Linked DNA regions of Homo sapiens: all the other regions are linked to region 3. A link is a loop called in an ENCODE intact Hi-C map of the cell type or tissue named here. Cell type or tissue: IMR-90. All regions are shown on one strand. Region 1 has its middle 15 kb from the start of NUP160. Region 2 overlaps PTPRJ (protein tyrosine phosphatase receptor type J). Region 3 has its middle 46 kb from the start of PTPRJ.

Evidence for each region. A loop is a pair of places that touch in the nucleus more often than their neighbours do. Peaks named below come from ENCODE experiments on the same cell type or tissue, not always from the same donor. Only the 100,000 strongest peaks of a DNase experiment are listed, where the experiment ranks them.
Region 1: a loop joins it to region 3, with 3 times the contacts of the local background. A loop is called at or near these places in 11 of 110 quality-filtered maps.
Region 2: it touches region 3 in a loop (8-fold over the local background); 5 of 110 quality-filtered maps call a loop at or near these places.

What each region holds. Positions count from the first base shown.
Region 1 is chr11:47,862,334-47,864,833 of GRCh38, forward strand. No RefSeq gene overlaps it. Among named protein-coding and RNA genes, the nearest start is that of NUP160, 15 kb to the left of the region's middle. RefSeq lists an enhancer at 847-896. In IMR-90, no CTCF peak of the experiment used is centred here; a DNase peak (open chromatin) is centred at 1,078; H3K27ac peaks cover 906 bases.
Region 2 is chr11:48,169,925-48,172,424 of GRCh38, forward strand. PTPRJ (protein tyrosine phosphatase receptor type J) reads left to right here. Exons shown (of 25, transcript NM_002843.4): 25 at 1-915. Among named protein-coding and RNA genes, the nearest start is that of OR4B1, 46 kb to the right of the region's middle. In IMR-90, no CTCF peak of the experiment used is centred here; no DNase peak of the experiment used is centred here; H3K27ac peaks cover 880 bases.
Region 3 is chr11:47,933,572-47,936,071 of GRCh38, forward strand. No RefSeq gene overlaps it. Among named protein-coding and RNA genes, the nearest start is that of PTPRJ, 46 kb to the right of the region's middle. In IMR-90, a CTCF peak has its summit at 1,055 (motif pointing right); a DNase peak (open chromatin) is centred at 1,070.

The DNA of each region.
Region 1 (2,500 bases), 71 kb before region 3:
CTGTGCTATTTTTTTAAAATAAAAAAAGTTCTCAAGCAAACTATAGGTCAATAGAGGACTTTAAACTCCATGGGGGCAAGATCTTTGCCTGCTTTGCTCACCACTGTGTATCCAGTGCTGAGCACATTTCTGACAAATAGTAGGTGTTAATTAGAATTTGTTGAAAGAGGGTCAGGCATGGTGGCTCACGCCTGTAATCCCAGCACTTTAAGAGGCCGAGGCGGGTGGATCACCTGAGGTTAAGAGTTTGAGACCAGTTGGCCAACATGGTGAAACCCCGTCTCTACTAAAAGTACAAAAATTAGCTGGGCGTGGTGGTGCATGCCTGTAATCCCAGCTACTTGGGAGGCTGAGGCAGGAGAATCGCTTGAACCTAGGAGGCAGAAGTTGCAGTGAGTCGAGATCATGCCACTACACTCCAGCATGGGCCACAGAGCGAGACTCGTCTCAAAAAAAAATAAAAGAATTTGTTGAATGAAAAAGTGGGAAGATAAATAAATTAACTTCTCCAATATGATGGAATACTGGCAATTATCATAAACATTTGATGATGTGAAAAAATGTAAAGTATTTATTGCTCAGTGAACAAAACAATTAGAAAACAATTTCTATACATTCAGTTTTCTATGAAGTGTGTTTGTGTGTGCAGAAAAATAACTAGAAGAATGTTGTCAACATGTTAACAGTGGTCGTTGGTTATTGCTGGGTGGGAAGGGAATGGGGATTTTTATTTTTTTCTTTGTTCCATATTTTTAAAAATTGTCACAATAAAAAGGAATTACTTTTTGAATCAGAAAAAGGAATAAAAATGGAGAAAAGTTTTAAACTTCAAAAAGATTCCCGAGCAAGGAAAACAGATATTCCAATACAATACTCAGCAACCACGTTATTTAGCCATGTATTAGTATCTGTGAAGGAACTGAAATCAGTGGTGCAGTGCAGAGAGGGTGTTGTCCTCAAAGTTCTGCAGTTTCTAGGAAACAGGGTACACTAGGCACCATCTGTTTCTGATTTAGAGCATTAGAGTTACAAGATCATAAGCCGTATCTTTGTTACTCTCATAACAAATTGTTTAAAGTTAAAAAAAAAGAGTAAAGAGCAAAACCAAATGCACAGGATGCCAGAGTGAATGGCATTATTGTATCATTTGCTTTCTCTTCCCAGGGGCTTTGCATTTTAAAAACACATGTTGTGGTTTTTCTGTGATTATCTTTCCACTTCCTGTGTTGTATCTCCTTACTGTAAATATCCTTTTGTATAGTCATGCTTTTTTCCCCTTGCGTCTTACATGTGTGTCTTTCTTAATATTCACTTTCTCCAGTCTTCTACTGTTTATTTTCCCTAATACTAATTTGTATGAGTCCATTGGTATTTTTATTCTCCAACAAGATTTTTTTAGAACCCTGGTTTCAAATCCTAGTCCCATCTTTTATTAACTGTATGGTCTGGGGGAAATTGCATAATTTCTCTGAATGTTTCCCGCTGAAAATAAGGACAATATTAGGTAACCAATGGGAGTATTGCAAGGATTAAATGAGTTTAATATAAATACATAGAGGATCTAGCCTAGGGATGGGCACAAACATGGCACTTAACCCTTGGTATCTTTTCCTTCCTTCTCTCCTTCTGTGTATCCTCTAATACTATGTCTCGAGTTATCTTTCTAAAACACCAACACATACTAAAGGGTCAAGTCTAACCTTAGCAGGTTTTCAGGGTCCTCCTCAAATAAGCCCCAACCCATCTTTGTGGTCTTACTACCTTCTGGGCACATTCCTTATACACATTACTCTCCAACCACACAAATTACTAGCTGTTGCCTAAATATATGTTACTGTTTCTTCTCTCCCTGACTTTGCAAGTGCCATTTTCTGTGTCTGCAAGTCTTTCCTGCTCCTATCTGACAAACTCCTTTGCAAAGCCTTCTCTGACAGCTTGAGGCCCCCATGCTTCCCTCTGACCATAGTAATTTGTTCAAATCTTTACGAATACAATTCCTTATTCAAGTGTCTGTATCATTCACTCACGTATTCGACAAATACTTACCCAGCTGCTACTATGTGCCAGGCAAATTCTGGTGGGAGTGCAAATTCTGGTGGAATTGTGAGATTCCATAAAGGCAGGGGTCCTGTCCTGTCTTGGTGTTTAGCACTGGCGAAAAGCAAGCACTCAGTATTTGTTTGTTGAATGTTGAATAAAATGAGAGCTTTTTTCTTCAATAGTCAAACTGAAAATTATAATGCTACCAAACACTTCCTCAAAGATAAAGGGCACATTTTCTTTTACATGTAACATATTATTGTGTTTATTAACACTTCCAGGGGGCTCAGAAATATTCCTTTGCTTCAAATGTTCTCCATCTGGAAGAGTTTAGCTAATTAAACCAAAGACTACAGATGAGTTGGCCCAATTTATCTCCAGGATGAAATCCTTTTTTTCCTCCAGAGAATTCCTCAGATAAATATCAAGGGTCAATGTTACTTTTAGTAACATACAGTTT
Region 2 (2,500 bases), 240 kb after region 3:
GGGGACAGGGCCAGTGGGGGTGGTAAGGGTATTTATAGCACAGTGCTTGAAAAGGGAAGATTAATGTGTAAATATAAAGGACACACAGGCTGGGGGTTGGTCAGAGGCAAGAGGAGGGTGCCTCTGAGCTTCAACCCCTCCCAGGAACAATGAGCTCAAATTGGAAGAGTCCAGTGGAATCGGGGGGATGGTGTGAGCACCCCTGTTCAGTCTTTGACAATTGCATACAGAAAAGCAGCTGGTATGGGTTTGGGTGTCAATGAAAGGGCCAAAGACTGGTGGCCAGCTGGTTTGGGGGATTTGGGCCATTGATAGCATCTCCCAGGAACAACGACTTTTTGCCTCCAAAGTTGGATCTAGTGATGATCAGCACCAGCAGGAAATGACATTTGGTGTCTGCCCACTGCAGCCATACTGTGACCTCCAGCCAGACTTCCGCCTAATTGACTCCACTGGATTTGTGCTCTGTTGAGTCAGAGGCTCCCGGGGGTTGGGGATCGAGGGGCGGGGGTCAGCTATGCAGCCCATCACGTGTGTTTTTCATCTGGGATGAAAAAGCCTGGTTCTCTTTTGAAATGCTTGATTGTACTTATTGAGCTAAACAAGTCTTGGTGACTGTTGTTGATTTGCCTCAAAAGTTTTAAGTCCTGGGTTTTCAGACTACTGTGTAGCAGCTGTGTGTTTAACATACTGTAGCTTTTTCTCCCTTGGGGGCACATACAAATAGGATGTGTTGATGTGGACTCTAAACTGTAATTTTCCTGTAACTATTTTGGAATGATGCATATTTCTAATGTTTGTTATACTTGTACAGAGTATTGCTGTTGGTTGCTTTTTTTTTTTTTAAGGAAAAAATGGCCTGAAAACATTTTTTTAAAGACTTACAAATACCAAATATAAAAAAATGTCAATGCATTATGCCTTTGCTTCTTTCTTTCTTCTTTTTTCCTTCTTACAATGTGCCAAGCAGTTTACTGGCCTGCATTTTACTTGGGCATCCTTAACAAAAACACATTTCTCTTTGGGATTTCCGGATTGTTTTAGTTTTCTAGGGCTGTTGTAACAAGTACCACCAACTGGTGGTTTAAACAGCAGAGATTTACTTCCTACAATTTTGGTGGCTGAAATCCAGATGTGGGCAGGGTTGGTTTCCTGTGAGGCCTTTTTTTTTTTTCTTTTTTTGAGACAGAGTCTCACTCTGTTGCTCAGAGTGGAGTGCAGAGGCGTGATCTCAGCTCACTGCAACCTCTGCCTCCTGGGTTCAAGCAGTTCTCCTGCCCCAGCCTTCAGGCGCCTCTCTTCGTAGCTTGCAGATGGCTGTCTTCTCCCCATGCCTCCACATGGTCTTCCCTCTGCTTGTCTGTGTCCTAATCTCCTTCTTTTTTTTTTTTTTTTGAGATGGAGCCTTGTTCTGTCGCCCAGGCTGGAGTGCAGTGGCATGATCTTGGCTCACTGCAACCTCTGCTTCTCGGGCTCAAGCGATTCTCCTGCCTCAACCTCCCGAGTAGTTGGGACTACAGGTGCCTGCCACCACACCCAGCTAATTTTTTTGTATTTTTAATAGAGACAGGGTTTCACCATGTTGGTCAGGCTGGTGTCGAACTCCTGACCTCGTGATCCACCCGCCTTGTCCTCCCAAAGTGCTGGGATTACAGGCGTGAGCCACCGCTCCCGGCTAATCTTATAAGGACACGAGTCATACTGGATCAGGGCCCACCCTATTGACCTAATTTTACCTTAATTACCTCTTCAAAGACACTCCAAATGTAGTCAAATTCTGTTTTAGTGGGGGTTAGGACTTGACCATATGAGTTTTGGAAGGGACCCAGTTCAGCCTGTAACACATATTCAGGGCAATTTAGTGAAGAGGAGGCTTGGAGGAAGTGGCTGTGTGTCTTAAGATTGTGTGTGTTCCCAGAAGGTTGGAGGTATGAGCCTGCAGGTGGATGGATACCCAGTTGGTTGGGGGTGTGTTATGATATAGTTAGCTCTCCTGGGCTTTCTGCTTAGGGACAGCGCTTGGGCTGCGGATAAAGTATCCATCATCTTCCTGTTTTGATTCAGGCCAAAGTTGTCCCAGAACTTTTCTGCCCACAGTGTTGGTTTAGAGGAGGCAGGGAGACACTGTATTGCTGACCTGTTATCTGCATACTTAAAAAAAAAACAAACCAAACTAGGCTACCCTGCAAAATAGCACAGCATTCTCTGCTCCTAGCACTTAGTTTGATAAAAACTACCTTACCCAGGTATAGCCTAGGAATTGAGATATTGTGGGAAAGAAAAACCGAATGATCACCTGTGGTTTTATAAAATGTAAAGCTTAAGTGAGAAAACAAATTCATAGAACTATAAACAGAGAACAATCCCAATAAGAATTAAATAAGTGCATAGAAGAAAAGAAACACAACTCTAGAATAATATAATAGTGGGATTAGGAGTGGATTTTATTTTTATATTCACCTGTTTATAGTTTCTAACTTCTCCCAATGAATATGGAGTA
Region 3 (2,500 bases):
AAACTCCATCTCAAAAAAAAAAAAGAAAGAAAACCCAGATTTGGCCAGGTGCAGTAGCTCACGCCTGTAATCCCAGCACTTTGGGAGGCCAAGGCGGGCAGATCACCTGAGGTAGGAAGTTCGAAACCAGCCTGACCAATATAGAGAAAGAAACCCCATCCCTACAGACATGGTGGCACATGCCATGCTAATTTTTGTATTTTTAATAGAGATGGGGTTTCACCAAGTTGGCCAGGCTGGTCTCCAACTCCTGATCTTGTGATCTGCCCGTCTCGGCCCCTCAAAGTGCTGAGATTACAGGCATGAGCCACCGAGCCCGGCCCAAGGAATGGATTAAAAAAAAAACCATGATTTTACCACTGGGTTGTCCTGAACTGTCTGTGTCACCTGAGTCTAATGAACAACGCAGTGGCAGTCCTCTTCTGGGACAGAACAGACCTGGGATGGTGCCACTCGCAGGAACAGAAGAGAAGTGAACTAAGGCGGTTTCTCCCGATCAACCCTCCTCCCAGCTACCCGGGAGGCTGAGGCAGGAGAATCACTTGAACCCGGGAGGCAGAGGTTGGTGAGCTGAGGTCGCGCCATTGCACTCCAGCCTGGGCAACAAGAGCTAGACTCCATCTCAAAAAAAAAAAAAAGAATATGAACATATTACATACATATGTATGCCTGTATGTGTGTGGAGAGAGAAATTGATCAAGCAAATGCAGTCAGTAAAATGTTAACATTTGGGTAATTTGGGTGAAGGATATACTGTTATTCTTGTAATATTCTTGTAGTATTTTTCTGTAAATCTAAAATTATGTCAAAATAAATGTTAATTTATAAAATCCTTGAACTTTGACAAGGTCCTCAGAAAAGGAATAAAATGAGGACAGAATTTTAAAATGCAAAAACAAAGTTTGTTTTTGTAAAAATAACCCATAGCTACGGGGGAAGAGATGTTACTTAAGGAGAGATTGTTTTCAGAATATAAATTAGGAGGCCTGGGCCTTCATTTAAGCATCTGCTGATTTAAGGCTCCGACAAATGCTGGCAGAGTATCTCCAATAGAGGGCGGTACAACATTACGAAGAATAAACCATATCACATGGGTTTTGGGTAACGTTATTTAAAGTGGATTAAAGTGTTAACAAGTATAACAAAAGTACCAAGAATCTTAGAGCTGAATGCTAACCACATCCCATTTTACAGATGTGCAAACTGAGACTCAAAGTGGGAAAACAACTTGGTCAAAGTCATAGCTACAAGTAGCACAAATGCCTTGCAAATACAGTTGGGGTGGGGCGTGGTGGCTCACGCCTATAATCTCAGCACTTCGGGAGGCCAAGGTGGGCGGATCACCTGAGGTCAGGAGTTTGAGACCAGTCTGGCCAACATGGCGAAACCCCGTCTCTACTAAAAAATACAAAAAGTAGCTGGGCATGGTGGCACGCGCCTGTAATCCCAGCTGCTACTCTTGAGGCTGAGGCTGGAGAATCGCTTGAACCTGGGAGGTGGAGGTTGCAGTGAGCAGAGATGGCACCACTGCACTCCAACCTGGGCAAAAGAGCAAGACTCTATCTCAAAAAAACAAATCAAAACAAATATAGTTGGCCTTCTGTATCTGTGAGTTCCATGTTCCTGGGTTCTGCCTTAGTGGATCCAACAATCAGTATGGAAAATATTGAAGGTGGAATTGAGTATGGAAAATATTGAAGGCAGGGATGGTTGAGTTTGTACTGAATATGCATGGACTTTTCCCCCTTGTCATTATTCCCCAAGTGATACAGTATAACAATTATTTACATAGCAATTTACATTGTATTAGGTATTATAAGTAATCTAGGCCGTGTGTCGGTGGCTCAGGCCTGTAATCCCAGCACTTTGGGAGGCCGAGGCAGGCGGATCACGAGTTCAAGAGATCGAGACTATCCTGGCCAACATTGTGAAACCCCGTCTCTACTAAAAATACAAAAATTAGCTGGCTATGGTGGCACACGCCTGTACTCCCAGCTACTAGGGAGGCTGAGGCAGGAGAATCGCTTGAACCTAGGAGGTGTAGGTTGCAGTGAGCCGAGATCGCGCTGCTGCACTCCAGTCTGGGTGACAGTGCGAGACTCCGTCTCAAAAAAAAAAAAAAGTAATCTAGAGATGATTTAAAGTATTTGAGAGGCTGTGTGTAGGTTATATGCAAATATGACACCATTTCAGGGACTTGAGCATCCATGGATTTTGATATGGGTTGGGGCGCATTCCTGGAACCAATCCCTCACAGATAGTGAGGGACAACTGTAATAGCCACAGCTATCATTCCTTGAAGTCTTACTAATGTGCCAGGCACAGTCCTAAGCACTTTATATACATTATCTACGTAATTATACAATCCCTCCCCGTTTTTTTTTTTTTAGCTCAAGTTGAGGCTCAGATAAGTCAGCCACTTGTCTGACAGCACTAAAAAATGAGATTCTGACAGTGCCCATAGCTAACATGCCATTCTGTCCCACCTACCCTTAAAGAA